7 separate regions of the Homo sapiens genome follow, and all the other regions are linked to region 5. The links are chromatin loops, found by intact Hi-C in ENCODE. Cell type or tissue: OCI-LY7. All regions are shown on one strand. Region 1 overlaps FOXK2 (forkhead box K2). Region 2 holds the start of CYBC1 (cytochrome b-245 chaperone 1). Region 3 holds the start of LOC124904096 (a long non-coding RNA gene). Region 4 holds the start of TRX-CAT1-8 (tRNA-iMet (anticodon CAT) 1-8). Region 5 has its middle 7.1 kb from the start of TEX19. Region 6 overlaps TBCD (tubulin folding cofactor D). Region 7 overlaps OGFOD3 (2-oxoglutarate and iron dependent oxygenase domain containing 3).

What was found. A loop is a pair of places that touch in the nucleus more often than their neighbours do. Peaks named below come from ENCODE experiments on the same cell type or tissue, not always from the same donor. Only the 100,000 strongest peaks of a DNase experiment are listed, where the experiment ranks them.
Region 1: a loop joins it to region 5, with 10 times the contacts of the local background. A loop is called at or near these places in 79 of 110 quality-filtered maps.
Region 2: it touches region 5 in a loop (5-fold over the local background); 2 of 110 quality-filtered maps call a loop at or near these places.
Region 3: it touches region 5 in a loop (5-fold over the local background); 2 of 110 quality-filtered maps call a loop at or near these places.
Region 4: a loop joins it to region 5, with 7 times the contacts of the local background. A loop is called at or near these places in 29 of 110 quality-filtered maps.
Region 6: it touches region 5 in a loop (5-fold over the local background); 66 of 110 quality-filtered maps call a loop at or near these places.
Region 7: a loop joins it to region 5, with 4 times the contacts of the local background. A loop is called at or near these places in 98 of 110 quality-filtered maps.

What each region holds. Positions count from the first base shown.
Region 1 is chr17:82,550,462-82,554,461 of GRCh38, forward strand. The region is part of intron 1 of FOXK2 (forkhead box K2); the gene reads left to right. Among named protein-coding and RNA genes, the nearest start is that of FOXK2, 33 kb to the left of the region's middle. RefSeq lists silencers at 1,412-1,706, 2,884-3,055 and an enhancer at 1,793-2,417. In OCI-LY7, a CTCF peak has its summit at 1,564 (motif pointing left); DNase peaks (open chromatin) are centred at 1,540 and 2,940; H3K4me3 peaks cover 1,552 bases; H3K27ac peaks cover 2,322 bases.
Region 2 is chr17:82,446,966-82,450,965 of GRCh38, forward strand. CYBC1 (cytochrome b-245 chaperone 1) reads right to left here and starts at 3,787. Exons shown (of 7, transcript NM_001033046.4): 1 at 3,735-3,787; 2 at 2,205-2,327; 3 at 615-656. The coding sequence starts at 2,289. RefSeq lists silencers at 2,128-2,177, 3,488-3,847 and an enhancer at 2,598-2,857. In OCI-LY7, CTCF peaks have their summits at 2,246 and 2,445; DNase peaks (open chromatin) are centred at 1,146, 2,626 and 3,876; H3K4me3 peaks cover 3,030 bases; H3K27ac peaks cover 3,261 bases.
Region 3 is chr17:82,870,104-82,874,103 of GRCh38, forward strand. It overlaps TBCD (tubulin folding cofactor D), which reads left to right. Exons shown (of 39, transcript NM_005993.5): 14 at 121-277. It overlaps LOC124904096 (a long non-coding RNA gene), which reads right to left and starts at 2,523. Exons shown (of 2, transcript XR_007065971.1): 1 at 1-2,523. RefSeq lists enhancers at 750-1,947, 1,385-1,434 and a silencer at 1,555-1,714. In OCI-LY7, CTCF peaks have their summits at 1,578 and 1,778; DNase peaks (open chromatin) are centred at 1,238, 2,575 and 3,018; H3K4me3 peaks cover 3,285 bases; H3K27ac peaks cover 3,451 bases.
Region 4 is chr17:82,493,215-82,497,214 of GRCh38, forward strand. It overlaps TRX-CAT1-8 (tRNA-iMet (anticodon CAT) 1-8), which reads right to left and starts at 1,578; the gene lies at 1,507-1,578. RefSeq lists silencers at 1,349-1,686, 1,462-1,721. In OCI-LY7, a CTCF peak has its summit at 1,686 (motif pointing left); DNase peaks (open chromatin) are centred at 627, 1,097 and 1,577; H3K4me3 peaks cover 1,883 bases; H3K27ac peaks cover 3,093 bases.
Region 5 is chr17:82,350,140-82,354,139 of GRCh38, forward strand. No RefSeq gene overlaps it. Among named protein-coding and RNA genes, the nearest start is that of TEX19, 7.1 kb to the right of the region's middle. RefSeq lists enhancers at 358-477, 1,156-1,375, 1,806-2,682 and a silencer at 1,247-1,425. In OCI-LY7, CTCF peaks have their summits at 286 (motif pointing left), 485, 1,850 (motif pointing right) and 2,063; DNase peaks (open chromatin) are centred at 312, 662, 1,212, 1,862 and 1 weaker place; H3K4me3 peaks cover 1,896 bases; H3K27ac peaks cover 2,801 bases.
Region 6 is chr17:82,765,555-82,769,554 of GRCh38, forward strand. TBCD (tubulin folding cofactor D) reads left to right here. Exons shown (of 39, transcript NM_005993.5): 4 at 713-814; 5 at 2,866-3,012. Among named protein-coding and RNA genes, the nearest start is that of TBCD, 15 kb to the left of the region's middle. In OCI-LY7, a CTCF peak has its summit at 1,815 (motif pointing left); a DNase peak (open chromatin) is centred at 1,767.
Region 7 is chr17:82,401,331-82,405,330 of GRCh38, forward strand. OGFOD3 (2-oxoglutarate and iron dependent oxygenase domain containing 3) reads right to left here. Exons shown (of 9, transcript NM_024648.3): 6 at 3,994-4,000; 7 at 2,607-2,760. Among named protein-coding and RNA genes, the nearest start is that of HEXD, 15 kb to the right of the region's middle. In OCI-LY7, no CTCF peak of the experiment used is centred here; a DNase peak (open chromatin) is centred at 1,641; H3K27ac peaks cover 1,773 bases.

The DNA of each region.
Region 1 (4,000 bases), 200 kb after region 5:
GTAAGGCATTAAACTCCATGCCTGGCCCTTCTGAGGCGGGCTTTTTTTTTTTTTTTTTTGAGATGGAGTCTTGCTCTGTCCCCCAGGCGGGAGTGCAGTGGCGCAATCTCGGCTCACTACAAGCTCCGCCTCCCGGGTTCACGCCATTCTCCTGCCTCAGCCTCCCGAGTAGCTGGGACTACAGGCGCCCGCCACCACGCCCGGCTAATTTTTGTTGTATTTTTTAATAGAGACAGGGTTTCACCATGTTAGCCAGGATGGTCTCGATCTTCTGACCTTGTGATCCGCCTGCCTCAGCCTCCCAAAGTGCTGGGATGACAGGTGTGGGCCACGGCGCCGGCCCTGAGGTGGGCTTTGTGCAGCTGTGCTGGCCACACAAGCCTGAAACCGGCCTTGTCTGTATGGAAAAGTTCTGTGTCAAAACTAGGTGGTTTCTAAGTCACTGTGAAGCACTGCGTGCAGTAAGCGTGCGTCACTGAAAGATGACACTTGCAAGCCAGTACTGAGCCGGGTCGTTAGGTGTCAAAGCCTGTTTTAAGCTTCGGAGGCTTAGGTTAGAAGATTTGTGCTGAAAGGCCGGAAGTGGTGGCTCACGCCTGTCATCCCAGCACTTTGGGAGGCCGAGGCGGGCGGATCACAAGCTCAGGAGACTGAGACCATCCTGGCTAACACGGTGAAACCCCGTCTCTACTAAAAATCCAAAAAATTAGCCGGGCGTGGTGGCGGGCACCTGTAGTCCTAGCTACTCGGGAGGCTGAGGCAGGAGAATGGCGTGAACCTGGGAGGCGGAGTTTGCAGTGAGCTTAGATTGCACCTCTGCACTCCAGCCTGGGCGATAGAGCGAGACTCCATCTCAAAAAAAAAAATTAAAAAAAAAATAAAAATAAACATGATGGCATGTCATGAGTTTTGAAGGATAAGAAGTTAAAGCTGGCCAGGCACGGTGGCTCATGCCTGCAATCCCAGCACTTTGGGAGGTCAAGGCGGGTGGATCACCTGAGGTCAGGAGTTTGAGACCAGCCTGGCCATCATGGTGAAACCCTGTCTGTACTAAAAAAAATTACAAAAAATTAGCCAGGTGTGGGGACATGTGCTTGTAGTCTTAGCTACTTGGGAAACTGAGGCAGGAGACTCACTTGAACTTGAGAGATGGAGGTTGCAATGAGCTGAGATCACGCCACTGCATTCCAGCCTGGGCAACAGAGCGAGTCTATCTAAAAAATAAAAATAAAAAACATAAAAATTTGAGGCTGAGGTGATAGTTGCTGCTTGAGGTTTATTGCTGATGACAAAGTGTGGGCTATTTAGGGTTTCTAATGTATTTCTCATTGTCTTAAACGGTCTTCAGCTCTGTCAAGCTGTTTATTTGTAATTTATGTGCTTTAAGATGACACTTGCCACTCAGACCTCCTCCAAGGAGGGGCAGGGGAGCCCATTCCTGGGCCTGGCACGGTGCTCCACCTCCTGCACACCCCTTTCTGGGGCAGGTCCTTGGACTGTGGGGAAGCACCTGCTGCACTCTGGGTGGTGGCAGCCTTGGGCCCTGGGCTCCCCCTTGTGGAGTCCTCAGGGTGTGAGGCACCATAAAATTATTCAAAAAATGAAGTGGCTTCCAAACACTCTCCATGTCCGCACTCCCCTCGCGGTGGACCAAGGCACACGCTCCCAGCCTGGCCACAGGCCTAGACTAGTGTTGAGGTTTGCATTGGACATGTTGAAGGCTTACAAATGTTTTTCTTTTTCTTTTGAAATTACTTCAGAATTAAAGCAAAATTGCAAAAATAGTACAGAGAACTTCCGTTTTCCCAGATTCCCACTCCGTTAGTGTTTCACCAAACCCGCATGTTCAGTCTCTCTCCCTCTCCTTAAACATTCGAGGGGCAGTTGCAAAGGTGACGCTTTCCCTGCAGGCATCCTCTTCTGTGCCTGCCCTGGTGAGAACTGCTATGGCAACTGTGTCCTAATGGCCGACCTTCTCCAGGCTTCACCCACCGTCGCTCCTGCCCTTCACTGATAGGCCCTGTGTCACACTGAACCCTCCTGTCGCTTTAATCCTCTTCTATGTGTGGCCATCCTCAGCCTTTGTCTTCTGTGACATTGATATTTTTGAAGAGCACAGCATTAGTGATTTCGTCGAACGTCCCTCAGTTAGGATTTGTTGGATGTTTCCTCTTGATTAGATCTAGGTTAGTTACCTTTGGCAGGAACTCTAGAGGTGAAGTTGTGTCCTCTCAGGGCACCATGGCCGTGTTACCCTGGTGTCGTTTTGTGCCGTGGACAATGATGCTGGCTGTGAGCACTTGGCTGAGGTGGTTGAAGAGCAGCATCCCAAACAGGGCTCTGGAGTGCAGAGTGACCTCTGCAGCCACTCTGCTCAAGCGTCTCCGCGTGCTCTGCAAGGCTCCAAACCGGAGAGGTGCTCTGTAGGTCACCCCGTTACGTAAAATCACAGACTGGAAAGAGTTTGTTAGATTTTCTTTCTTTTTTATTTTTGGAGACAGTCTTGCTCTGTTGCCGAGGCTGCAGTGCAGTGACATGATCTCGGCTCATTGCAACCTCTGCCTCCTGAGTTCAAGCGATTCTCCTGCCTCAGCCTCCGGAGTAGCTGGGATTACAGTCACGCGCCACCACACCTGGCTGATTTTTGTATTTTTAGTAGAGATGGGGTTTCACTATGTTGGCCAGGCTGATCTCGAACTCCTGAGCTCAGGTGATCTGCCTGCCAAGGCCTCCCAAAGTGCTGGGATTACAGGCGTGAGCCACCGTGCCCAGCCAGACTTGTTTTTTAAACAGGCAGAAAGGAGCTCACCCATGGAGCATTTTTTCTGAGTCGCCTGAGTTATCTGTGTCACGGCAGAAAAGGACGTCAGGAGTCTGGGGGAAGCAGGGCCATCCTGGAGGCCACAGCCCAGGCAGGTGCCAAGGCCAAAGGCAGCTCTTCTGTGCTTGCCTCTCAGAGTGGGACTGCCTGGGACCAGACCTGCTGCTCCTGAGCTGTGTTGGCCCTGGCCTTGTCTCCTCTGCATGTCAAGGACACATGACCTGCTTGAATGGCAGGGGCTTTTGTTATGCAGGTTCCCAGCCATGCCGTCACTCCACAGAAGCACAAACATGGTTTTCGGGGACTTTGGATGTTTCTGGAGGGGTCTGACTCTGGGTCTGTGTTCATGAGATCCACATTCACAGGCGTGGCTGCGAAGAGGCCCCTAGACCTTGGGATGTGTGCTGAGCCCTTAAGACATGAACCACCACTAGAATCGGCTAAGCTCCAGGGACACAGCAGTTGCGCCTGTGGTGGAGATTGTCCCAGACGGACGTTTGTCCCGTTGCTGTGACGCAGATGGTGGATGGGCTGTGGGGCTGCTTTCAAGTACTTTTTTTTTTATTTCCCGAGATGGAGTCTTGCTCTGTTGCCAGGCTGGAGGGCAGTGGCGTGATCTCAGCTCACTGCAGTCTCCGCCTCCCAGGTTCATGCCATTCTCCTGCCTCAGTCTCCCGAGTATTTGGGACTACAGGCGCCCACCACCACGCCTGGGTAATTTTTGTATTTTTAGTAGAGATGGGGTTTCACCATGTTAGCCAGGATGGTCTCGAACTCCTGAGCTTGTGATCCGCCCACCTCGGCCTCCCAAAGTGCTGGGATTACAGGCGTGAGCCACCGGACGTGGCCTCAAGTACTTTTTTGAAACTGGTTGTAGGGAATAGTTTGACAAATCGGCTAGTTGGTTGAACTTGCTTTGCATAAAGAGACATCACTAAATATAACTCTCCTTAAAGTTGGGGACTTATTTAAATCTGATTCATTTCTGTGGGGCTGTATGATGTTGGTTAATACTGAAGTCTTGCAACAAAGTCTGGCTTTGTTCCTAAGGAACCTGTCTTTGGAGTCCTTAGAGCTTCTTCGTGAGTCTGTTAATTCATAAACTCCAGACCATTGGCCTGCACGTTGCATTTGTAATAATTTCCATTCCCACAAGAAACTAGAACAGGAGAATGAGAG
Region 2 (4,000 bases), 97 kb after region 5:
GGTGGGAAGTACACCTCATCCCACAGCTGGATCTTAGATCCTCAAGAGCATCTCTCCGGGAATATTTGATGACCCAAAAACACAGAAGACTTAAGAAGTGAAATGTGGCCGGGCGCAGTGGCTCACGCCTGTAATCCCAGCACTTTGGGAGGCCGAGGCGGGCGGATCACGAGGTCAGGAGATCGAGACCATCCCGGCTAAAACGGTGAAACCCCGTCTCTACTAAAAATACAAAAAATTAGCCGGGCGTAGTGGCGGGCGCCTGTAGTCCCAGCTACTTGGGAGGCTGAGGCAGGAGAATGGCGTGAACCCGGGAGGCGGAGCTTGCAGTGAGCCGAGATCCCGCCACTGCACTCCAGCCTGGGTGACAGAGCGAGACTCCGTCTCAAAAAAAAAAAAAAAAGAAGTGAAATGTGGGCTGAGCGCTGGGCAGGATGGGCGTGCGGAAGAACAGCAGCGCATGGAGGGCGCGGTGCCCGCCAGCAATCAAGGGGCAGAGGTGCCGATCCTAAAGGCCGCCCCATGGACAGTCACAAATGACAGTTTTTCCTTCTTTTCTCTGTTTTCCAAACAGCTGAGACAGTCATGGGGGGGTGGGGCGGGGGGTGCTTTACCTCCGCTGTAGTAGGCAGCAGCCAGGCCAATCGACAAGATTCCTATGAAGAGAAAGTGACTGCCTGCCTATTGATCCCGGTAAGACCCCACCTCCCTGGTGCAGCGGGACCAGGAGCCACAGCCCCTGATGAGCAGGCCCTTCCCACTGTAGGAACAGCTGTGGTCAGGGGTTACAGACCACCAGGTTCAGAGTAGGGGAAACAGCCAGGAAGCTGGTTCAATAATGCAGTATAGCTGGGCGTAGTATCACACACTTGTAATCCCAGCTACCTGGGAGGCCGAGGAAGGAAGAGCGCTTGAGCTCAGGAGTTTGAGACCAGCCTGGGCAACATAACGAGACCTCATTACTAAAGAAAACAAAAGCAAAACACAGTATACGCTATTCACAGTATTTACTAGACACATCTGCTGTGTGAGGCTCCATAACTGACACGGGTGTTACTCCAGTAGCACGTGGTGAGGCCTGAAGACTGTGCACAAAGAAATTACAACACAGCGTGTCATGCAAAACACACAGGAGGCTGTGGCGTGTCACAAAAAAGGTGGGCCCCAGCTGCTGAGGTACAGCCAGCACCACTCCTCACACGGTGTCCCGTCAACACAAGTGCAGCTGTCCCCAAGGGTACAGGACCCTACTGGTGGGTAGCGATGGAGGACGGGAGGCTAAGTGGACTGTGAGTCCTACGAAGAGGTCTGAGGACCAGGGAGGAGGAGACATGGGAACCCACGATCACCCATCACGTGGTTAGTGGACTGTGAGTCCTACGAAGAGGTCTGAGGACCAGGGAGGAGGAGACATGGGAACCCACGATCACCCATCACGTGGTTAGTGGACTGTGAGTCCTACGAAGAGGTCTGAGGACCAGGGAGGAGGAGACATGGGAACCCACGATCACCCATCACGTGGTTAGTGGACTGTGAGTCCTACGAAGAGGTCTGAGGACCAGGGAGGAGGAGACATGGGAACCCACGATCACCCATCACGTGGTTAGTGGACTGTGAGTCCTACGAAGAGGTCTGAGGACCAGGGAGGAGGAGACATGGGAACCCACGATCACCCATCACGTGGTTAGTGGACTGTGAGTCCTACGAAGAGGTCTGAGGACCAGGGAGGAGGAGACATGGGAACCCACGATCACCCATCACGTGGTTAGTGGACTGTGAGTCCTACGAAGAGGTCTGAGGACCAGGGAGGAGGAGACATGGGAACCCACGATCACCCATCACGTGGTTAGTGGACTGTGAGTCCTACGAAGAGGTCTGAGGACCAGGGAGGAGGAGACATGGGAACCCACGATCACCCATCACGTGGTTCAAAACAAGTACAAAGGAAAATATGGTGACCTCAGAAAAGCTCATAGAGTATATTAAATACGCTGGGTGTTAGTGATTAAAAGGGGACAAAACAGACATGCATTATCTGTAAAACCAAGTACACCAGATAGAATTTGAATGGATACAAAGAAACAAAATAGCCATTAGATTTCAAGGTAATAGAAAAAAGAGAAAATATTTTGTTTCATTTTCATCCTTTTTGAAAGTCAGGCTTCCGGTTCTGGGGTTCTGGGGAGGGACGTGGAGAGCCTTACCAACCAGCAGGGACCAGGACCGGATGCCTGGAGCCCTCTTCAGATGGAGGCGGGAGCTGGTGCGGGTCTCCACCTGCAGGTACATCCCGAGAGGGCAGCACCACTCTCTACAGGAGGAGGGGTCTGGGAACAGACAGAGGCAGCTGAGCCCTTGGGCCTGCACACAGGCAGGCGCCCACGCCATCAGGCCCAGTCTGGAGGCCAAGAGCAGGTCCCCCAACTAAGTCACCTGCAGCCCCAGACACCATCAGCCAGTCTCACCTGGTCTCTGTGGTTGGGCACGTCACTGGATCCCCCAGAGACCCCGTTTCCTGTGTAAGGAAGGCCCTTTTCCGTTCACAGCGACACCGACTGCGCGGGGGCTGTTTCCCGCTCAGACTCACGAGCTACAGCTGCATCACCACCTGCCCCGTCCTGTCTGGAAACCTTATGTCCTGAGGCCGCTAGCCCCCAGCAGCCTTTAAGCTTCTAGCATCTGTGGGCACCCCCTCTCCCCTGTGCTGGCCTCCACCAAGAAAGGAACTGAAAGTCCCATCATGGCTTCCGGCCGTACTGGCTCTCGCACTGGCATGGACCAACGATCTCAGCTCTCTCTCTGCCCTCCTCCACCTGCTGAAAGTTCAGACTGCACAGTAGAGGGTCCCAAAGCGGCCAGAACCGACGAGTCACCAAAGGGGCTAATCTTCCACAGCGGAGTTCCGCACGGGCGCAGCAGCCCTGCCACTTCACCGTACGCTCCCAACACTGGCCCCAGGGACCCCGTTCTGGTAGTTTCTCAGGGCTTTCCCTGTGAAGTCAAATCAAATTTCTGACATTAAGTAGGGGGTTCAGGCTGGGCGCGGTGGCTCAGGCCTGTAATCTCAGCACTTTGGGAGGACGAGGCGTGCGGATTGTTTGAGTCACGGAGTTCAAGACCAGCCAGGGCAACGTGGCGAAACCCCGTCTCCACAGAAAATACATAAAACAGCCCGGTGTGGTGGTGTACGCCTGTGGTCCTAGTTATTCAGGAGGCTGAGCTGGGAGGATCACCTGAGGCCGGGAGGTGGAGGCTGCAGTGAGCAGAAATCGTGCCACTGGACTCCAGCCTGGGTGACAGAGTGAGACCGTGTCTCAAAAAAATAAAAAATAGTGGGTTCAAATCACACAAACCAATCCTAGATGCTGGTATATGACTGGGCTCCCTCCCGGGCCTCAGTTGCCTCATTGCTCCCGAAACACCCGGCATTCCACATCCAAATGCACACACACACGCACACTCGCGGACACAAGCACACGCGCGCTGGCAAAGCCGCCCGCGCCGCTAGTCGCACCGAGCGCTCGTTTCTTTGTCCGGATCGGGGGCGCTCCCGCCGCCGGGGCCAACCTGCAGCGGAACAGGCGCGAGGCCGCCCGCGACGGGCACGGCGGGACACGGAACAGCCGGCAGGCGGGCCCAGGACGCAGACCCCTCCCGGAGTGGGCCTAAGGGTGCCGGGACGCGCGGCACGGAGCGGGAAGGAAGTGCGGAGCCCACCCAGCCCAGCCGCCTACCGAGAGCACAGCGGTCCCCGCGCCGCAGCAGAGAGACGCGAACCGGCGGGGGCGGGGCCGCGCGCACTTCCGGGATTGGAGCGGAGCCGAGCCGACTTTCGGGGGCGGGGCCGCGCGCGCTTCCGGGATTGGGGGCGGGGCCGCGCGCGCTTACGGGATTGGGGCGGGGCCGCAAGCATTTCCTGGATGGGGCGGAGCCGAGCGGATTTCCGGGATCCGGGCGGAGCCGCAGGAGGAGGCGGGTGGTTCCTGCTAAAGAAGCCAGT
Region 3 (4,000 bases), 520 kb after region 5:
TGCGTGCCTCACTCATCTGGCACCGTGACCGCGCTCCGGCCCTGAGCCCCACTTCTCTGAAGCCTCACGTGTTGCCCGTGTGGTCTGCTCCTCACCGTCTTTTCTCTTGTCCTTGCCCAGTTGTCGCCGTGATCCTGAAGGCGCTGACCTACGACGAGAAGCGGGGTGCCTGCAGCGTGGGCACCAACGTCAGGGACGCCGCCTGCTACGTGTGCTGGGCCTTCGCGCGTGCCTATGAGCCTCAGGAGCTGAAGCCCTTTGTGACTGCAATCTCGAGGTAGGCCCATTCGTCGAGGTACATCGGATGCGCCGTGCCCCCTGACGGCGCCGTGTGTCGTTTCCTCCATGAGAGGTGTGCACAGCAGATGCTCGTGAAAAGGTGAAATTACTTGGCCAGAGGATCTGTGACAAAGCCACCGCTTGGAGGTCAAGCTCCTTTTCTGTGGGTGAGCAACCAGAGCAGAAGTGTGTGGAGGAACATTCTGGAGGTCTTGGCCACCCTGCAGGCAGTGGATTCTTGGGCGCAGGTGATCGACAACCAGAGCAGAAGTGTGTGGAGGAACATTCCGGAGGTCTTGGTCACCCTGCAGGCAGCAGATTCTTGGGCGCAGGTGATCGGCACGCTGGGTGGCGTGGGAGGAAGCAAGTGGGGCACGGGAATCGCCTGTGCGTGCTCCCTGCGGTCGTGGGTCTTGGCGAGAGGCGAATTCTGTCTCTATCTCCTTTCAAGTTCCTCTGGAATACAGCAGGCATGTTGGACATGGCAGTCTTCAGATGGTGTTTGTTTTTGTTGAGGAGCTGGATTTTGTGTTTTTGTGGACCAGCACTTGAGAGAATGTTCAGTAGCAATAGCCTTCGCTGGCATGCCTGATGTCAGCTCCTCTGAGATGTAAGTGAACACTTCAGAACCTCTGGGAGGTAGGGAGACACTTTTTCCCTCTGGCTTCCTGATGAGAAAACTGAAGCCAGCAGGTTTCATGGGATCACCAGAACCCCAGAAGCTGTGCGGCCTGTGGCGGGCGGGGCTCCTGCCTCGGTGTCCAGTGCGCGCACCCAGCTGAGCCCCGTAGTGGTGTCCTGTGCCAGGGACTTTCAGGATCTGATACTTTTTGCTTAGGAAACATGCAAAACATGTGTCCCCAGCGCAGGAAACGATTCAATTCAATTCAACCGTGTGCGCTGGTTTTGTACACTGCTTTTGGACTGAAATGAGTTCTTTTGTGCTGAAGAAGGCAGGTGCTTCCTTTCTTGTTGTGCATGAAGGAGCTGGAGGCGGGACACCGAGGAAGGCGACTCAGTGTCACTGTCCGTCATGGGTGTGTGAGCCCACGGCTGAATCATCACAAGGTTTCACACCCGCACTTCACCTGACAACTTTTACTAGGAAAATGAACTAGGGAAACTGACTTCAGAATTATGCCCAAGTCTTAGAAGCTCCTCCTGCAGCTGTTCAGGAGCCGAGCGTCCCCTGCTCACTACAAGACGCCTGAAGGGGTCATGGGATGCAGCGTCTGAAGCTTCCACCTGGAAGTGCACTGCTCCTTTTGGTCTGGGCGGGGCGGGGCGCCGGTGGCAGATGCCCCTGGTGGCAGGCTCAGGCTACTGTGCTGGGTCCCCTCTGCCCCGCACGCCCCGCGAGCACCAGCAGGGCCTCCCCGGCATGTGGCGGGGCCAGCGTTGGCCTGGGGCCCGCTTGGCTTTGATCTCGTGGGGCTTCGTCTTTTGGACGTCCTGGGTGCGCCTCCACTGTGGCTCCTGGGTTCCCTCACGCACCCGGGTGTAAGCGCCACTGCCTGTGTCCGACAAGCAGCTCGTTGTGAGGCACACGCTGGTAAGCAGCTCGTTGTGAGGCACACGCTGGTGTAGGCTCCGAAGGGTCTCGGTGACAGGCGCTTTTCTCTTGTTCCTGCCCACTGCTGTTCCATCTTACCAAATACTCAGTAGCGTCCGGAGAGGGACCTCAACCCGGTTACTTCCCTGGGTGTGCAGCACGTGGCCAGCGTCTCATAGTCTAGATTCTTGCATCAGAGCGAAGCCTGAGAGGAGCCGAGGGTCCTCCTCCTATCCAGGGAGACCGTGTGTTTCCCGAGGCAGCTGTGAACACGCACGTCCCTCTTGTCCTGCTCCTCTTCGGAGGAGAACAGCGCGGCTGGAGGGTGCTGGTGCTGGCCAACGTGTTATGGAGAGTGTGGCTTACCTGAGGCCAGGGAGGTCTGGGGTGGCTGAGAGCGGCTGTGGCCTCTGTCTGCTGCTCTCCCCAGTGGCCACTCTGGCAGCGCTGCTGGGCAGGGGCTTGGCTGCTGGTGGTCTTCAGGGAGCAGTGCCTTGCAGAGTGGAGCAGAGAAGACGGAGAGGTCCGGCTTTAGGCCCCTGCCGAGCTCCTGAGGCCCTGCCGCGTGCCTGTGCCAGCCTGCAGCGCTGCTGTCTGTGTGCGGGAGCTCTTGTGTGTGATCAGCCTCAGGAAAGGCTCTTCCTGTTACTTCCTTGTGCTGCTCCTGCACTTCTAGGAAGTTGATCCTGTAACTAGGAAGTGAAAGCAAAAAAATGTATCTTTCTTATTGTTGATAGGAATAGTCACAGAACGAGAAAACTTCCTTACGTTGATATCTCATTCAGTTTCCTTAGCAACCCTGAGAGGTGGGCAGGGGCCACCGTCATTCTGGTTTCACTGAGGAAGTCAGGACAGCACTGAAGACACCTGTCCAGCACCTTGTGCTGACGGCTTCCCAGCCAGGCCCATCACCTGGTGGCCGAAGGCTTCTGAGCCAGGCCCATCACCTGGTGGCCGACGGCTTCTGAGCCAGGCCCGGCACCTCGTGGCCGACGGCTTCTGAGCCAGGCCCGGCACCTCGTGGCCGACGGCTTCTGAGCCAGGCCCGGCACCTCGTGGCCGACGGCTTCTGAGCCAGGCCCGTCTGGGCAGCAGCTCCCAGGCCCTGGCCCGGGGCTCAGCGCTGCCTCGTGGCTGAGAAGCTCCTCACCACCTGCTGTGAGGCCGTGGAAAGACCCTGAATGCAGACGTGTGACGGCTGCAGCTGCATCTGGCCCCTCAGATGGTGGTTCCCCTTTCATGGTGAAAATCCTCACGGATTTCCTTTTCAGCCTCATATTTTGTCTAAGAGCTGTCAACATCACTGAAACCTGGGCCTGCCCTTCATCCTGGGGAGGACTCCCTGGTCCAGTGTCACAGGAGGAGTCGGGCCAGGGTTGAGGGCTGGCACAGGACATGGGGGTGAGACGAAACCTCCACTCACCTGGGAGGGTGTCTAGGTGGGCACGGAACCCAGGGTCGTGTATGGGCCATCACTCATGGGTTCTCTGTTTTGGGGGAAAGCTGATCCCACTGGAGGGTGACTGTAATGAGAGTCTCCAGATCAGGTGCCGACTTTGGAGAAATGCAGGTGCAACTGTCCGAACAAATCAAGTCCCCGCTACTGGACGGGGCTGGCAGCTCAGCTGGGGCCGGAGAGAAAAGTCACGAGCAAGAAAGTTCTTACCTAAGGTCCTGGACAGGCAGATACATAACTTCTGCCTTTGGCAACGTTAGATGTCATCGTTCCAGAGTAAAATACCTATAAAAACCTGCCGATGCGCGGGGAGCCTGGCCTTGGTCTGGGTGTGGAGGGCTGGGGGCCGGCCGGTCGGTAGGTCCTGGTGCAGGCGGGCCCCGTGCTTCATGGAGGTTGGCGCCGCTCGGTGGCCTGCTCGCTTATTCTTAGGCCTGATTCACAGAGGCTGGGGCCACTCAGTGATCTGTTCGCACATTCTCAGGCATGAACCTTCAGGGCTGGACTCCTGTTCTTTTGTGCAGTTTCCACAGGGGACCCTCTTGCTCCAGGGTCATCTTTCTCACTTTGAAGCCCCTTGAGCCGCCCCTGCACAGCCTCCTGTTGGCCCCGTGAGGGTCCTGACTGGGGCTCCTCTTTTGGAGCAGCTGCCACGTGTGGACCGGCACGGGCATGGTCGTGGTCTGCCCAGCTGGGTGTGGGGTTGAGCCCAT
Region 4 (4,000 bases), 140 kb after region 5:
AGCAATGTGGCCCTCATCTGAGGTGTGTGCTGGGTCTGCCTCTGCACCAGCTAGGTGTCCTGGTAAGTTAAGTAACACTTCGCCTGCTCTCTGTTGCCCCTAAGCCTTTGTCTCGCATCAATCTTGGCAGAATCCTCCTGTTCCTCTGTCTTCGGCTTTAGCCACCATCAGGGCGTGTGTCCTGCTATTTCCCCACTCGTTTTTGCCCTGTAAAGGAAAGACCATGTAGCAGCTGGCACTCCTTCCCCACTCCAGGCCCGGTGTCCTGGGCTGTGGCACCTGAAGATTCTGTCCCTGAGCCAGTCTGGACACAGCCAGGCGGCAGCACTGGCATTTTGGGATGTCAGTGCATCATCATGGGCACTGTGTGTCCACGTGGGATGCCAGGACCTGGTGCTGGGATGTACAGGGAGTGAGTACTGCGGCTGCATTTCTCTCCTGTTGGAGGGAGGTTCTCACCTCCAGCTTCTGATGATGTCAGTGGAGCGAGAATGCCAACCCAGAGGGCCGTGACACTCCAGCCCTTTTTTTTTTTTTTTTTTTTTTGAGACAGGTTCTCGTTCTGTCACCCAGGCTGGAGTGCAGTGGTGCAATCTCAGCTCACTGCAGCTTCGACCTACCAGGCCCAAGAGATCTCTCACACTCCGAGTAGCTGGGACTACAGGCGCCAGCCACCACACCCAGCTAATATTTTTGTATATTTTTGTAGAGACGGGGTTTCACCATGTTGCCCAGGCTGGTCTCCAACTCCCGACCTCAAGCGATCCACCTGCCTCAGCCTCCCAAAGTGCTGGGGTTACAGGTGTGAGCCACTGCACCTGGCCTTGATCTTCTAGCGAAAACTAGAGAGAGAGAGAGAGAGAGAGAGAGAGAGAGAGAAACGTTAAGAGGGAAAGAAAAGGCAGGAACCCCTAAGCCCACTCCCTCAGGAGAGGAAGGGAAGAGAGGATGGGGATCCAGCCAGACCCTTTTGTCAGGAAAACACTTGCTGGGTTCCTTACCTGGAGGGGTCTCTAGTGAGTCGGTTGATGGCAGGAGGCTCCCTGGCAGCCAGACAGGGAGAAGAATGCCAGCCTCTGCAGGCACCTTCGGCCACGTGGAGGAGCAGACCTAAGTGTGGCCAGGGAGGTTTCAAAGCCTCGAAAATGCTGCAGACAAAGGATGCATGTCCTGTGCCAGACCCTGTTCTCTAAGCCAGGAGCAGGTACTGATGGGGGGTCCCGGGCCAGGTGGACACACAGAGAAGAGGACTGAGGAGTGCAAAACCCCTCCCTTGCTCCCAGGGAGGCATTTTGCCCAAGCCAGGGAATGCAGAGGGCAATGAGCCCACAACTGCCACAATTTCTGGGACAAAGCTATGAGGCAAGGTATGCTCACATCAAGATTTGAACTCAGATTGCTGCTGTTGCCTGTCCTCCGTGCCTTGACACAAACAGGGACGTTATTGGGGCCTGGAGAAGAATTATGGGCCACAGGCTGCCCAGTCAGGAAAGAAAAGGGAGTCTATAGCAGAGGATGGTTTCGATCCATCGACCTCTGGGTTATGGGCCCAGCACGCTTCCGCTGCGCCACTCTGCTGGCTATAAGGGGGGAGCCTGAGTCAGATCATGACCACAGGAGTCATCTCCCTGCAGGCGGCGACCCCTACTGGCCAAGAGGGGCCAACAGAGGACTGGCTGGGCAAGGCACATGCTCAATTATAAGCCTACTCCTCCTCTCTCAACTTCTTGTAGATAAAACTCTCTGAATTCATGTCCTTTTCTGCTGTTAAAACATTGGCTGGAGGCCGGGCACAGTGGCTCACGCCTGTAATCACAGCACTTCGGGAGGCCAAGGCAGGCAGATCACATGAGGTCGGGAGTTCGAGACCAGCCTGACCAACATGGAGAAACCCTGTCTCTACTAAAAATACAAAATTAGCCGGGCGTGGTGGCGCATGCCTGTAATCCCAGCTACTCGGGAGGCTGAGGCAGAATTGCTTGAACCCAGGAAGTGGAGGTTGCGGTGAGCCGAGATCGCACCACTGCACTCCAGCCTGGGCAACAAGAGTGAAACTCTGTCTCAAAAAAAAAAAAAAAAAGTTGGCTGGGCATGGTGGCTTACGCTGTAATCCCAGCACTCTGGGAGGCTGAGGCTCAGGAGTTTGAGACCAGCCTGGGCAACACAGGGAGACCCCCCCCCCCCGGCCTCTACAAAAAATAAAAATAAAAAAAAAAATAGCCAGGGGTTGGCAGCCAACGCCTGTAGTCCCAGCTACTCAGGAGGCTGAGGTGGGAGGATCGCTTGAGCCCAGGAAGCAGAGAGCAAAGATCATGCCACTGCGCTCCAGCCTGGGTGACAGAGCCAGACCCCAGTCTCAAAAAACAAAACAAAAAAAAGACTGAAACTCCTGGGATCCAACTGAAAGTATGAGCCGGGACACTCAAAGGAGATAGCTGCAGCTAGTCTAATGAACTGTCTGTGAGGAGCATCTCGACACAAGCCACGGTCAGCACCGAGGCCTGAGCCCTCAGGGCAGGGTGCATCCTTCCCAGGAGCCTGGACCCTGTGAGAGCTGGAGCTAATGGGATGGGCCACCAAACAGGAGGCATGGCTCCCCTGAGAGGAGCCATCGACCCTAGGCCAGGCAGAGAAAGAGCTGGGGAATACCCAAGCCTCTCTCTCCTCCACCCTCCAATCTCCTTGCCCGTGCCTCCCATTGGCTGCAGCCGCTTAGCTGTCTTGCCCTCTGCCTTCCAGGCGGCCTCAGGTAAGAAAGGCGGAGGTGGGCCTAGAGGACACATCCCAAAGCACTACAGGAAGTAGGTGTGGCCCTACATGTATGGACACGTTGCCAAGAGCACGGGAGGGAGGGGAGGCTGAGGCAGAGCCTGCAGCCAGGGAGCTCCGTGATGTTGCTGGCACCTGGCAGGGCACAGGGTGCAGCCCTGGGCCCAGAACCTCCAGACTGGGGGCTGCCGATGGGGTGAGGCTCCCTGTGCTGCACCCACAGGCCTGTACTGCAAACCTTCACCTCCGCAGTCTAATGGGTGTTGTGTGAGTCTTACAGACCCAAGCACACAGGTACAGGCACAGAGGTGAAAAGGTGTCGACTGGGAGAAGACAGAGGGAACCTTCTGAGCAGCTCAGAACTGTCCCAGGGCTTGGCCAAGCTGCTAGGCTCAAAACCAGATTGGAGGGTTGGTGTCAAAGGCTTGCTGATGAGGTATGTGGATGGACTTCTTGCAACAGGCCCAGAAGTTGAGAAGAGATGGTCCCTACTCTTCTGGGTGTACGAAGCAATCTAAACATGACGGCCAGACTCTCCAGCCACCTTAGTGATGCTTGTTTTATGGCCTCGGACCAAAATGGTCATGAGAACACGGAAGGAGGGCACGCCCAGGCTTCTTTCTTCGTCAAGCCTGCCCGGGCAAGGGCTCCTGCTAAAATATTTTAGCGACCAACCACACATCGCAATACTAGTGGGGTGGGGCAGCCCGCACCTGGTGACAGGTGGCCTCACTCATCCTTCTGTGGAAGGCGCAGGGGCCAGGCCGGAAAAGACCCTGAGGCTGGACCTGGTCGTATCTGCGTCCCTGCAGGAACCCACTGTCGCTGCCCCTGCACGACGCCCGCCAGCCCACGATGGCAGCAACAGGTGATGGGCCCGTGCAGGTGGGAAACCGATTTTCCTCTCAGCCGCTCGCCCTCCGGAGGCAGCTGGCCCAAAAGAGGGGCATCGGGCGTCCTCCTCCACACAGCCTTAGAGGGGGAGGTCGGCACCAGCATCTTTCCCACGCTCCTGGCAGATGCGCCCACGGCTTCTACCCGGGATGCCCGAGCGTCAGTCGGGCCAGCGCCAGCCGCGCGCGCCGGAAGCGTTTGCTCGTGCAGATCCCCGGCGCGGAAGCCCGACTACGAAGCTGCGGCATCGCAGGCGCCGCCTCAGGTCCCCACCCGCTTCCCCCCGGGTTTGCGGACGGAGCTGGCGCCTCTGAAGGCGGAGGCGAGGGCCCCGCTC
Region 5 (4,000 bases):
TGAGACAGAGTCTCACTCTTCACCCAGGCTGGAGTGCAGTGGTGTGATCTCAGCTCACTGCAACCTCTGCCTCCCATGCTCAAGCTATTTTCCTGCCTCAGCCTCCAGAGTAGCTGGGATTACAGGCGTGCACCACCACGCCCAGCTGATTTTTATATTTTTAGTAGAGATGGGGTTTCACCATGTTGGCCAGGCTGGTCTTGAACTCCTGGCCTCAGGTGATCCGCCTGCCTTGGCCTCCATAAGTGCTGGGATTCCAGGCGTGCGCCACCGCCCCCTGCCGAAACTATTTCAATGTGACACCAGCATCATGTGTGGCATCTGCAGGCCTCTCTCGGGTTCCCCTCTGCACGGAGCCTGTGGTTTTCAGGGCGAGATGCCCGGCTGGCCCCGGGGCCTGAACCAGCTGCAACGGAAGGCTCTGTGGGATGAGGGCAACCTTTGGCCTGGGGTGCAGGGGCCCCGGACTCTGATGCTGCACCTCGACTTTACCCAGGTCCCAGGGCCTGCACAGGCTGAGCCCCCCACTAGCATGACTGCTCCTGGAGCTGTTTGTTACAGAGACTTGCCGCCTGACTCAGGGCCCCACTGTGGCAATGTCACCTGCCACACCAGCAGAGGTGTCTGTGGGGGTTGATGCTGACAGACACTGGTCTGTTCTTGGGGGAGGATCTGATTTGTCACAAAAAGAGGTCAAGTAGGCTGACAGTTCTTGCCGATGGCCCAGGTGTCGGGATTACGTGTCAGTCCTGGCTGCGCTGCCGGCTTCTCTGCGCCTCCCTGGGTGATGCCCATCTCACCGGGGTGGCGGCAGGTGCACCATCGTGGGGCCGGCACACCCGGCACCTCGGAGGCCTCTGTCCCAGCCACTGGGCCTGTCCAGGAGGGCTGGACGGGCCACCACCTCGGCCCACCCTCGAGGCTTCTCCAGGGCTCGATCCAGGCTGGGCTTCAGACATGGAGTTGCTGGCAGCCCGAGAATGTTACAATTGTTGAGCTTCTTATTTCCAGGTAACTCAAGTTCATTTTAGAAGCTGTGGAAAACACAGGCAAGCAGAGAACATGAATGACCTGCCCCCTGTTATCTACCCCAAACCTGACCTCAGTCAGCATCTGCTTCTAGGTCCTCTCGCTTTGTAGCTCCTGCCTTTGGGGCCAGCTGCTTCACACCCCAAGTCCTTCTATTATTAACTGACTCTTCCTGTTTACTTCAATCCAGCAGATGTGTGTAGAGCAGCAACCACGCCGGGCTGGGACCCCGCGGCCGAGGCGTCTGCTGGAAGGAGTCTCTGAGGTCACCAACCACGCCGGGCTGGGGCCCTGCGACCGAGGCATCTGCGGGAAGGAGTCTCTGAGGTCACTCCTGCCCACAGGTGCACGTCTGTGCACCCGCCCACTCCTGCATACACACGAACACACCTGTGCATGTATACACCGCACCCCACACACCCCTGCACACTCGTGAGGGCATGCTCTCACACACAAACATGCACTCGCAATAGGCCTCCAGGGCTGGGGCCGGCCGTGGAGCTGGACCGAGGGAGGGAGCTTGCTGGGGTGGCCCAGGTATAGCCCCTGGCCCGGCCTCAGCCCACCCGGCAGACTCTCAGCTGAAGGAGGACGCGGGTTGCCGTCGGGATGCCGTGTGCAACATCCCAACTCCACAGATCAGAAGATGGAGGCAGAGCCGATTGGAGGAGGAGGGTCGGGAGGCCTCAGGAATTGCTAAAGGGCCAGCCATGGTTCTCAGTTCTTCCCAGCAACCAGTCCAGAGACCAGGCCAATGGCAGGGCCCCTTTGCGGGCTTGGCTGATTTGATGGTACAAAAGCACGAGCGTCCGTGCAGACTGAAGTGACCACCAGGGGGTGCTATTGGCACACAGCAAGTTGGCGCCCAAATCCAGAGCCTAGAAATTGATCCTGCTGCCTCCGGGCTGCTCTGCCGCACCCACAGGTGCCCAGGGATGCCAGGCGCCTGCCCCAAGCCATGTGGGGGTGGCACAGGTGCACCCGGAAGCCCCCAGTTTCCATAATCTTCCCTCCCTGCCAGGAGGCGTGTGGGTTCGCCAAGTCCTGCTTCCAGTGCCTGCTTCTCCAGTCTCAGATCTCAGCGAGCACACCAGGGGTATGGGAGGCCTCACACCCAGGGGCTGTTGCAGCCACGCCGCTTCCTGTGTGTGGGCGCTGTGCATGGCAGGGTGGACACGACACCACCTCCCAGTTGTCATGGGCAGAGCCCCTTTCCTTGGACAGAACCCCTGGTGCCCACCCCTAGGAGGTAGGATCCAGACCAGTGGGCAGAGGAGGGGGAGGCCATGCTCCTTTGGGGCCATTTGTGTGCCTGGCGGTGGCCCCCATTGTGTCCCCAAGTGGGGTTTATGGTGTTGCCGAGGGCTGTGGGGGGCACGCCCAGTATCTGGAGCTTCTGGGTTGATTTGAGGGTTGTTCTGTGTGTCCAGGCCATGTGGGTTGGGCCACGGCCTGTGGCTAGGGTCTTTATGGAGCAGGATTGAGCCACATGTGGACAGGGTCCCTGTGGAGTAGGATTGAGGCCCCCTAATCTCCCAGCTCATTCTGCACAACTTTGGTTTTGCTCTGATTTAAAAATGAACAGATTAAACTGAAGTAAATATTTCAAGCTGTTTTTAACAAAAAAAAGGTGTTATTCATCATGCACAGTGCCCTCACTCAGATGACAGACAGCAATGAGCTTGGCTCTGCGGGGGCAGGCAGCTGGTGGCTGAGGGTGAGGCCAGCATGACATGGCTCTGATTTACCCAAAATGTTTAATACTTGCCATTTTTTTCTTAGTCTCATTTAATGTCTTTTTTTTTTTTTTTTTTTTTTGGAGACAGAGTCTCACTCTGTTGCCCAGGCTGGAGTGCAGTGGCGCAATCTCGGCTCACTGCAACCTCTACCTCCCGGGTTCAAGCAATTCTTCTGCCTCAGCCTCCCGTGTAGCTGGGATTACAGGCTCCCATCACCATGCCCAGCTAATTTTTGTATTTTTAGTAGAGACGGGGTTTCACCATGTTGGCCAGGCTGGTCTCGAACTCCTGACCTCCGGTGAGCCACCTGCCTTGGCCTCCCAAAGTGCTGGGATTACAGACGTGAGCCACCGTGCGGGGCTGTTTAATGTCTTTTTATGGAGATGCATTTTGTAGGGTGATGAGAGATGAGAGCAGAAAACAAAATCAAGCACCAGGGCCCCAGGTATGCGTCTTCCACATTTGGTTTATTTGATGAAGGAGTTCATGGCTAACAGGGCCCTATAGCCCAAGTGTGACCCAGATCTTTAGAACTGCGGGCCCTCCCTCAACTCCATCTCACCCAGTAGCATGAACCCTAAATCTACTATGGAGGCCTTAGGGAGAGAGGGTGTAGGAGGGTGGCTGCACTCTCATACCTTCCTACATCTGCTGGAGCCCAGGGCCCCCATCACAGGCAGCACCTGCTCCTGTAGGCTACAGACAGGGTCACGCAGGCGCCTGGAAACCGCTGCCAACTGCCAGGATTGGGTCTGCACCTGCCCCGGCCTCCCTGGCCCTGGGTGATGGGGGGAAGCCAAGAGGGGAGAGTCCCAGGGAACGTGACCCCCAAGTGTGTGGCTGCCCCGCCCCTCGCGGGTGTTCAAAGGCCAGGAGCCCTGGGATATTGGGAGGATGTTTCAGTATCCCCAAACCTGAAGGCACCCAGACTTCCAGAAAAGGCTGGCAATGGAGAGACAGGCAGCTTCTTTCTAAGCTGCATCATACCAGGAGGTCGCCAGGGGCACAGAGCTGCCCAGGGGCAGTGTTTCCACAGGTTTGGGCTATGGAAATGGGGACTTCTGGCCATCCTTCCTCTCTGGCCTTCTTCCAGCATCTCCCTCCAGGAGACACCAGTCCCCTTTCCCCATGGGACCACTCAGAGTCATGTCCAAGACCTTCCCCAATGGTGGTCTTTGCTGACATCTTAGGGCAGCCCCCACCCTTGCCACTGTGGATGAAGAAATCTCCTG
Region 6 (4,000 bases), 420 kb after region 5:
TGGCGGGAAAGTCCTTGGCCAGCGAGAGGACACTGCGGGTGAGCTGCCAAGGACACGCAGGCCTCTGTAGCTCCTCTGTTTGAGGTTAGGATTTCTCCGGAAGGCGTGGTATCACTGAGCTTCAGGGAAGTGTTAATGAATTTGGGCCCTTGCGGTTTGTAGGCACTTATTCCTCATAAATGTCAGAGGACAGTCATATAAATGAACATATTTAATGACTGATTCCGTAAATATGGTAATGAATAACACTACCAATTTAGGAAGGAAATCTTTTTTTTTGAGAGATGGGGTCTTGCTCTGTCACTCAGGCTAGAGTGCAGTGATGCAGTCAGCTCACTGCAGCCTCGAACTCTTGGTCTCAAATGATTCTCCCTCCTGCCTCATCCTCTCAGACTACAGGCATGTGCCACCATCCTGTCTAATTTTTAATTTTTTATGTTGCCCAGGCTAGTCTCCAACTCTTGGTCTCAAGCTATTCTTTTGCCTCGGCCTCCCAAAGTGCTGGGATTACGGGTGTGAGCCATCGCTCTTGGCCATGGGTAGCTTTCTTGGGGTGACTACGGTCTTACTAAATTGTGTCACTGTAATGTCACAGAATTCTCTTTGATCAGTGGGTCGCGTAGCTGGTGATTTTTGATGAAAGGGTAGAAAGGCAATTTTGCTGCTCTCTGTATTTTTAAATGTTATAATTCAGCATCTCTTTATTTGATAGGTTCGAGGCTATAAAACATTTCTTCGTTTATTTCCTCATGAAGTTGCCGATGTAGAGCCTGTTTTAGATTTGGTCACAATTCAGAATCCCAAGGACCATGAAGTGAGTGTCTCTGCCTCCCCCCTCGTCTCCAGCCCTCCGTGCCTGTCCTTCCTCCCTGCTTGCCCCACCCTGCTGCACCTTCCCCTTCCTGTTTCTTTCATTTTATCTCCCTTTGTTTTGTGTCACTCCTCTTTTCTTTCTTTTCTTTTCACTTTTCCTTTACTTCTTGTACAAGTTGCTTTAAATTATTTTCGTTTAAAATAGCCCCTTTATAAAAAAAATTATGCCTAGGTGTAGTTTAACAATAAATCCGTCATTGTTTCTATGTTTTTTTAACTGTGTAAGTATAACTGTGTTGGGTTCCCAAGACCACCCCCAGGTTTGATACTTCCTGAGCGGGACTCACAGCACTCAGCATAGAGTCCTCCTTTTGGCTGTCACTTGTTATGGCAAAATAATACACAGCAAAATCAGCAAAGGGAAAAGGCACATGGGTGGGGTCTGGGGAGAACCAGGCGGGAGCTCCCGGGGTCCTCCAGTTGGGTCCCACAGGGCCTGTGTCATTCCCCCAGCAGTGAGATGTGACCACACCTGTGAGGTGTCTATCAGAGAAGCACGTTTGAGACTTGGTGCCCAGAGCTTTCACTGGGGTCTGGCCACATGGACACCTCTGCCTGGCACGAAACGAAATTCCAGACCCCCAGCAGGAAAGCAGGTGCCAGCGTAAAGCACACGGTTTGTGCAGATTGAGCCAGCGAGGGACCTCATCAGGCAGGGCTTGGTGGGAACCCTGCTGGTGTCCAGGTCCCTGGATACCAGCCCAGGGCCGGCCTCGTCAGGGGCCTTGCCTCAGACGGCAGCGGGGCCTGCTATGCTCGCTGTCTTCTGCGTGGTATGTATTTGGAGGAGCACACGGTTTATAACCGTGCAGTGCGGTGGCTTGTCTCGGCGTGGATGTGACTGATGAGCGCTGTGGGGCATTTCCCTGCTGCCCTGCACTCCGTGCCCTTCTTTCCCTAGTACTTCTAGCGCCCCCCAGTGGAATGATTGCAGGGACAAATTGGGATGTTTTTTACTAATTACTGAAAATAAGGGTACTCCTTTTTTATTAGAAGTTGATAATTGTTTTCTTTATTCTTTTTTTTTTAAAAAGACAGAGTTTCACTCTTCTTGCCCAGGTTGGAGAGCAATGGCACAATCTTGGCTCACTGCAACCTCTGTCTCCCAGGTTCAAGCGATTCTCCTGTGTCAGCCTCCTGAGTAGCTGGGATTACAGGCATGTGTCATCACGCCAGGGTAATTTTGTATTTTTAGTAGAAACAGGGTTTCTCCATGTTGGTCAGGCTGGTTTAGGACTCTTGACCTCGGCCAGGCACGGTGGCTCGTGCCTGTAATCCCAGCAGTTTGGGAGGCCAAGGTGGGCGGATCACGAGGTCAGGAGATCGAGACCATCCTGGCTAACACGGTGCAACCCTGTGTCTACAAAAAATACAAAAATTAGCCTAGCATGGTGGCAAACGCCTGTAGTCCCAGCTACTCAGAAGGCTGAGGCAGGAGAATGGCGTGAACCCGGAAGGTGGAGCTTGCAGTGAGCGAGGTTGCGCCACTGCACTCCAGCCTGGGCAACAGAGCGAGACTCCATCTCAAAAAAAAAAAAAGGAACTCCTGACCTCAGGTGATCCGCTCGTCTCGGCCTCCCAAAGTGTTGGGATTACAGGTGTGAACCACCACACCTGGCCTTTTTTCTTTATTCTTAGGTGTTTTTACTTTTTATCTGTTTTTCACTTTTTCAAAAGGCCAGTTTGTATGTGGAGAGGTGCCAGCGAAGAGAAGCTGCTATACTGATGTATTATGATTTTTCTTTGTTCATTTTGATGTCTCTCTTGTCTGCTGAGCTAAGTTACGGCGGTAGGTGTGTGTGGTGGGGATTCCGGGGGGGATGTGGCGAGGAGTTGGTGAACGGCTTGCATTTCTGGCCCTGAGGGTGATGGCATTTGAATGGCTTTCATAGGCATTGGGTGGGCATGGAGGGCAGTGACTTTGAGTAGATTGTGGCCAGTGGCCTGTGATTTTCAAGCAAGACTCATTCTTCCCGTGGTTTAATTTTTTAGGCTTGGGAAACCCGCTACATGCTTTTGCTCTGGCTCTCCGTGACCTGCCTGATCCCTTTTGATTTTTCTCGCCTTGACGGGAACCTCCTCACCCAGCCTGGGCAAGCACGAATGTCCATAATGGACCGTATTCTCCAAATAGCAGAGGTAAATATCATGCAGATAATTAGCTGCTAATTAGTACTCACTTTCATGTTCATGCTGTCTTGATGTTAGTGGTTTACTCGGTAAGCTTCTGATATGTATTCAACTGCTGTTTTTTTCAGTGGGGTAAAATCCCATAGGATAACTTATTTTGAAATTGTGATAATTCATGTAGGGGTCAGGTTGAGTTAGCAAATCTCATTTCTTTGTAGATGATGCAAATACTCTGTTGAGGGTAATCATGGCAGATAAGGAAGGGTTTAGTGGCATGGTGAGAGAGAATAAGGACCCATTTTACATTTAGTTCTTAACGTTATATAAATAATAGATGCTCATTTGTAGGAGAACTAGAAAATAAAGATAAGCAAGAAAAATACTAAATTTAAATTTATGAAATTCTAGTGCCAAGAGATAAGTTGTTTATTTTCTCCGAACTTTTCCTGATGTAAATATTATGCATATAAACACAGCTTATTGTATTAGTTATCTATTGGATCATAACTAATTACCCCAAACTTGAGTGTTTGACACACATTTATCCTCTTGTAGTTTCTGTGGGTCGGGAGTCTGGCATGGCTGAGCTGGGTCCTTTGTGTCAAGCTTGCCCACAGCTGCAGTTAAAACTCGACATGGGCAGGCTTTGCCCCAAGGCCGTTGGATTGAGGCCACCCTCAGTTCTTTGCCACCTGGGCCCCTCCAACTTAGTGACTTATTCCATCAAAGCCTGCAAGGGAGAAACTCTGCTAATGAGATGGAAGTCATGATAATATGTTACCTGATCATGGAAGTGACGTCCCATTCCTCTGCCAGATCCTGTGGTTAGCAGCAAGTCACCGAGTCCAGCCTACGCAAGCGAGCACTAGGAGGCTGTCAGGCTCTGAGCCATCTCAGTTGTCTCGGTCTTCCTGCCACGCTGACTGCGACAGCCCTGGTCAGCATTCACTGAGTGCCTGCTGTGTGCCTGGCACCGTTCAAACACTCATAGATTAAT
Region 7 (4,000 bases), 51 kb after region 5:
ACAGGGTTTCACTGTGTTAGCCAGGATGGTCTCGATCTCGTGACCTCGTGATCCACCCGCTTCAGCCTCCCAAAGTGCTGGGATTACAGGCGTGAGCCACCACACCCGGCCCTGGGTTTACCATTTTAATGCCAAGTAGCAGAGTGCCAAGATGGCAGATGCTGATTGCAGATTATAACTGCAATCTCTCTCTCCTTCTGATTACAACTGAAACTGCACAGAGTGCACTTTGGGAGGCAGAGGCAGGTGGATCACCTGAGGTCAGGAGTTCGAGACTAGCCTGGCTAACATGGTGAAACCCCGTCTCTACTAAAAATACAAAAATTAGCCGGCCGCAGTGGCACGCACCTGTAATCCCAGCTACTCAGGAGGCTGAGGCAGGAGAATGGCTTGAACCTGGGAGGCAGAGGTTGCAGTGAGCTGAGATCGCGCCACAGCACTCCAGCCTGGGTGGCAGAGCAAGACTCCATCTCAAAAAAAAAAAAAAAAAAAACAAAGACTGCCCTTGAAGAATAATTTAGTAACAAATGTCACACGGCACAGAAAGCTGGTCATCTAACTGCCATTCCTTCCTCTGTCACAGCGGGCATGGTGGGGCAGCAAGAGTCCTAATCTCCCCAGCCATGTGCTTTCTGGCTTTAATCTTCTATTTGAGCTTCAGCTCCAGGGCTCACAGTGCCATTCAACCACTTCCATCCAGGTTGACTGTATGAAGGGAACTCACAGCTTCTACACCATAAAAATCACCCTTAAAGAATTGCTATAATACCATTCTTTGTATTAGCCGTGCTTTACTTTTATCTTCTAAAATCTTTTATTAAGGGCCAGGTGCGGTGGCTCACACCTGTAATCCCAGCACTTTGGGAGGCCGAGGCAGGTGGATTGCTTGAGGTCAGGAGTTTGAGGCCTGCCTGGCCAACATGGTGAAACCCTGTCTCTAATAAAAATACAAAAATTAGCTGGGCGTGGTGGTGCATGCCTGTAGTCCCAGCTACTTGGGAGGCTGGGGCAGGAGAACCGCTTGAACCCAGGAGGCGGAGGTTGTAGTAAGCCAAGATCACACAACTGCACTCCAACCTGGGCAACAGAACAAGACTGTCTCAAAAAAAAAAAGAAAGAAAGAAAGAAAGAAAAGGCTGGGCATGGTAGCTCACGCTTGTAATCCCAGCACTTTGGGAGGCCAAGGTGGGCAGATCACCTGAGGTCAGGAGTTTAAGAGCAGCCTGACCAATACAATGAAACCCCATCTCTACTAAAAATACAAAAATTAGCCGAGCGTGGTGGCATGTGCCTGTAATCCCAGCTACTTGGGAGGCTGAGACAGGAGAATCACTTGAACCCAAGAGGTGGAGGTTGCAGTGAGCTGAAATCGCACCATTGCACTCCAGCCTGGGCATCAAGAGTGAAACTCCATCTTAAAAAAAAAAAAGAAAGAAAAGAAATGGGATGGGTAATGGCTCTCGCCTGTAATCCCAGCACCTTGGGAGGCTGAGGCGGGAGGATTGCTTCAGCCCAGGAGGTCAGGCCAGCCTGGGCAGCATAGTGAAACCCTGTGTCTACAAAAATAGAAAAACGAGCCAGGCGTCGGGGCACGCACCTGTGGTCCCAGCTATAGTCTCAGTCCCAGGCTGAGGCAGCAGGATGGCTTGAGCCTGGGAGGTCAAAGTTGCAGTAAGCCATGACTGCACACCTGCACTCCAGCCTGGGTGACAGAGTGAAGCTGTAACTCAAAAGAAATAAAAGAAAGAAAGATAGAAAGTGGTAAAAGAAGGCTCCCAGAGACAACACAGAGACCTGGGCCACAGAGAGCATGAGTGGCTGAGCAGAGACCATCTGCCGTAAGAGGTTAAGCATCAGTCTGTTAATAAATAACAATGGGGTAACCACAGGCCGTGTGGGCCGGGTTCTCCACTTCTTCTTGTCACCATCAAATGAGAAATTTTATTTCTCCAACTCCATCAGTGAGATTGAGGGTGTGCCCTGAAACCTCAGAGAGGAAGACATCTAAATGCTTACACCCACCGGGCATGGTGGCTCACACCTGTAATCCCAGCACTTTGGGGGGCCAAGGAAGGAGGATTGCCTGAGCTCAGGATTTTGAGACTATCCTGGCCAACATGGTGAAACCTCGTCTCTACTAAAAATACAAAAATTAGCGAGGCCTGGTGGGGCATGCCTGTAGTCCCAGCTACTCGGGAGGCTGAGGCAGGAGAATCGCCTGAACCCGGGAGGCAGAGGTTGCAGTGAGCCGAATCGCGCCACTGCACTCCATCCTGGGCGACAGAGCGAGACTCTGTCTCAACCAATCAATCCTAACACCATGCACACAGCAGGCGGATGCTGCAAAAGACAGCCCTGTGGTAGGTAGCCCCAGGCCACGGGAGAACAGGCCTCACCTTGACCACATGCGCGCTCACCCTGTCCACATGCGCGCTCACCCTGCCCACGTGCGTACTCACCCTGCCCACGTACGCACTCACCCTGCCCACGGGCACGCTCACCTTGTCCACGAGCGCGCTCACCCTGCCCACGTGCGCACTCACCGTGCCCACGGGCACGCTCACCTTGTCCACGGGCACGCTCACCCTGCCCACGGGCGCGCTCACCTTGTCCACGTGCGCATGCCAGTACTCGTCGTGCGCCGTCCGCGCTTCCGTGCTGTTTATGCGGGAGAAGAAGGTGGGCTTGGTCAGATGCAGCGAGGATGCGCTGATGCCAAAAGCCTCAGCAATGGTGAGCTGGACCTTCTGCCGCACCTCCCTGCAGAGGACACAATAGCCGTCAGCGCAGCCCCAGGCGGGAGGGGACGCTCGTGGGTCCCAACCCGTGGGTGGCAGGAAAGGAACCAGCCTTCGTACGGCTCCGGGCCCGCGGGGCGGGGGCTCCCAAGCACACCGGGAACAGATACCGGCTCCGCCTGGGAACGACGCGGCCCACAGCCCACGCACAGAGCAGCCAGAGGCAGGCGCAAGACCACAGCAGCAGGACTGGGGAGGCAGAAGGGGGCCTGCAGGACCAACGCTGGGGAGGCTGGTGTGGAGTCAGGCCCCAGATGCCAGAGCCTCCAGGCTTCACTTGCAGGGCCTGGAGCCCAGCCTCCTATTCAGCAACGAAGAGGCTGCTGTCCCCCAACGTGAGTGTGCGGGGTGTGTGGACGTGGGGAGAGGGGAGTGGGTGTCGAGCCTGCTAAGTGTGGATGGGGTGTCTGTACTGGGGACAAAGGGACTCTCGCTCAGAAGACCCCATGTGCCAGGCCAGAGCGGCTCTGAAATGGATGTCTGGGTGGGCATGGGCCCATGTGGGGGGCTCGAGGGGGGTCACTCATGTGTCCTGGGATGGTTGCGTGACTCTTAGCTCCTTTGCCCTCATCTCAACCTGGGCTCCTCCAGCAGAATTTTTTCTTTTCTTTTCTTTTTTTTTTTTTTTTTTGAGATGAGGCTTGTTCTGTCACCCAGGCTGGAGTGCAGTGGTGCAATCTCAGCTCACTGCAACCTCCACCTCCGGGGTTTAAGCAATTGTCCTGCCTCAGCCTCCGGGGTAGCTGGGATTACAGGCACCCGCCACCGCACCCAACTAATTTTTGTACTTTTAGTAAAGATGGGGTTTCACCATGTTGGCTAGGCTGGTCTCGAACTCCTGACCTCAGGTGATCCACCCGCCTCGCCTCCCAAAGTGCTGGGATTACAGGCATGAGACACCGCACCCAGCCTCATCTGGCAGAATTTTTAAAACTGGGCTGATTTTACACAGCAGAAAACAAGAGGTTCTGACCAGGATGCAGCCACAGGATTCCAGATCTGTTTCACCGACCCGGGCGCATCCTGGCCACGCTGGGCCTGCCCCGGCCTTTGCTCCATGAGAACTCACTTCTGCAGGCCTGGCCCTGGCCCCTGGGCCTCTCCGTGGGGCCTCCCCGGACCGGCCAGCTCTGCCACACCCCTCAGCCCCAGGCCACCCCGCCTGCGAACCCCCACCCGCCTCACTCCTCCTTACCGGTATA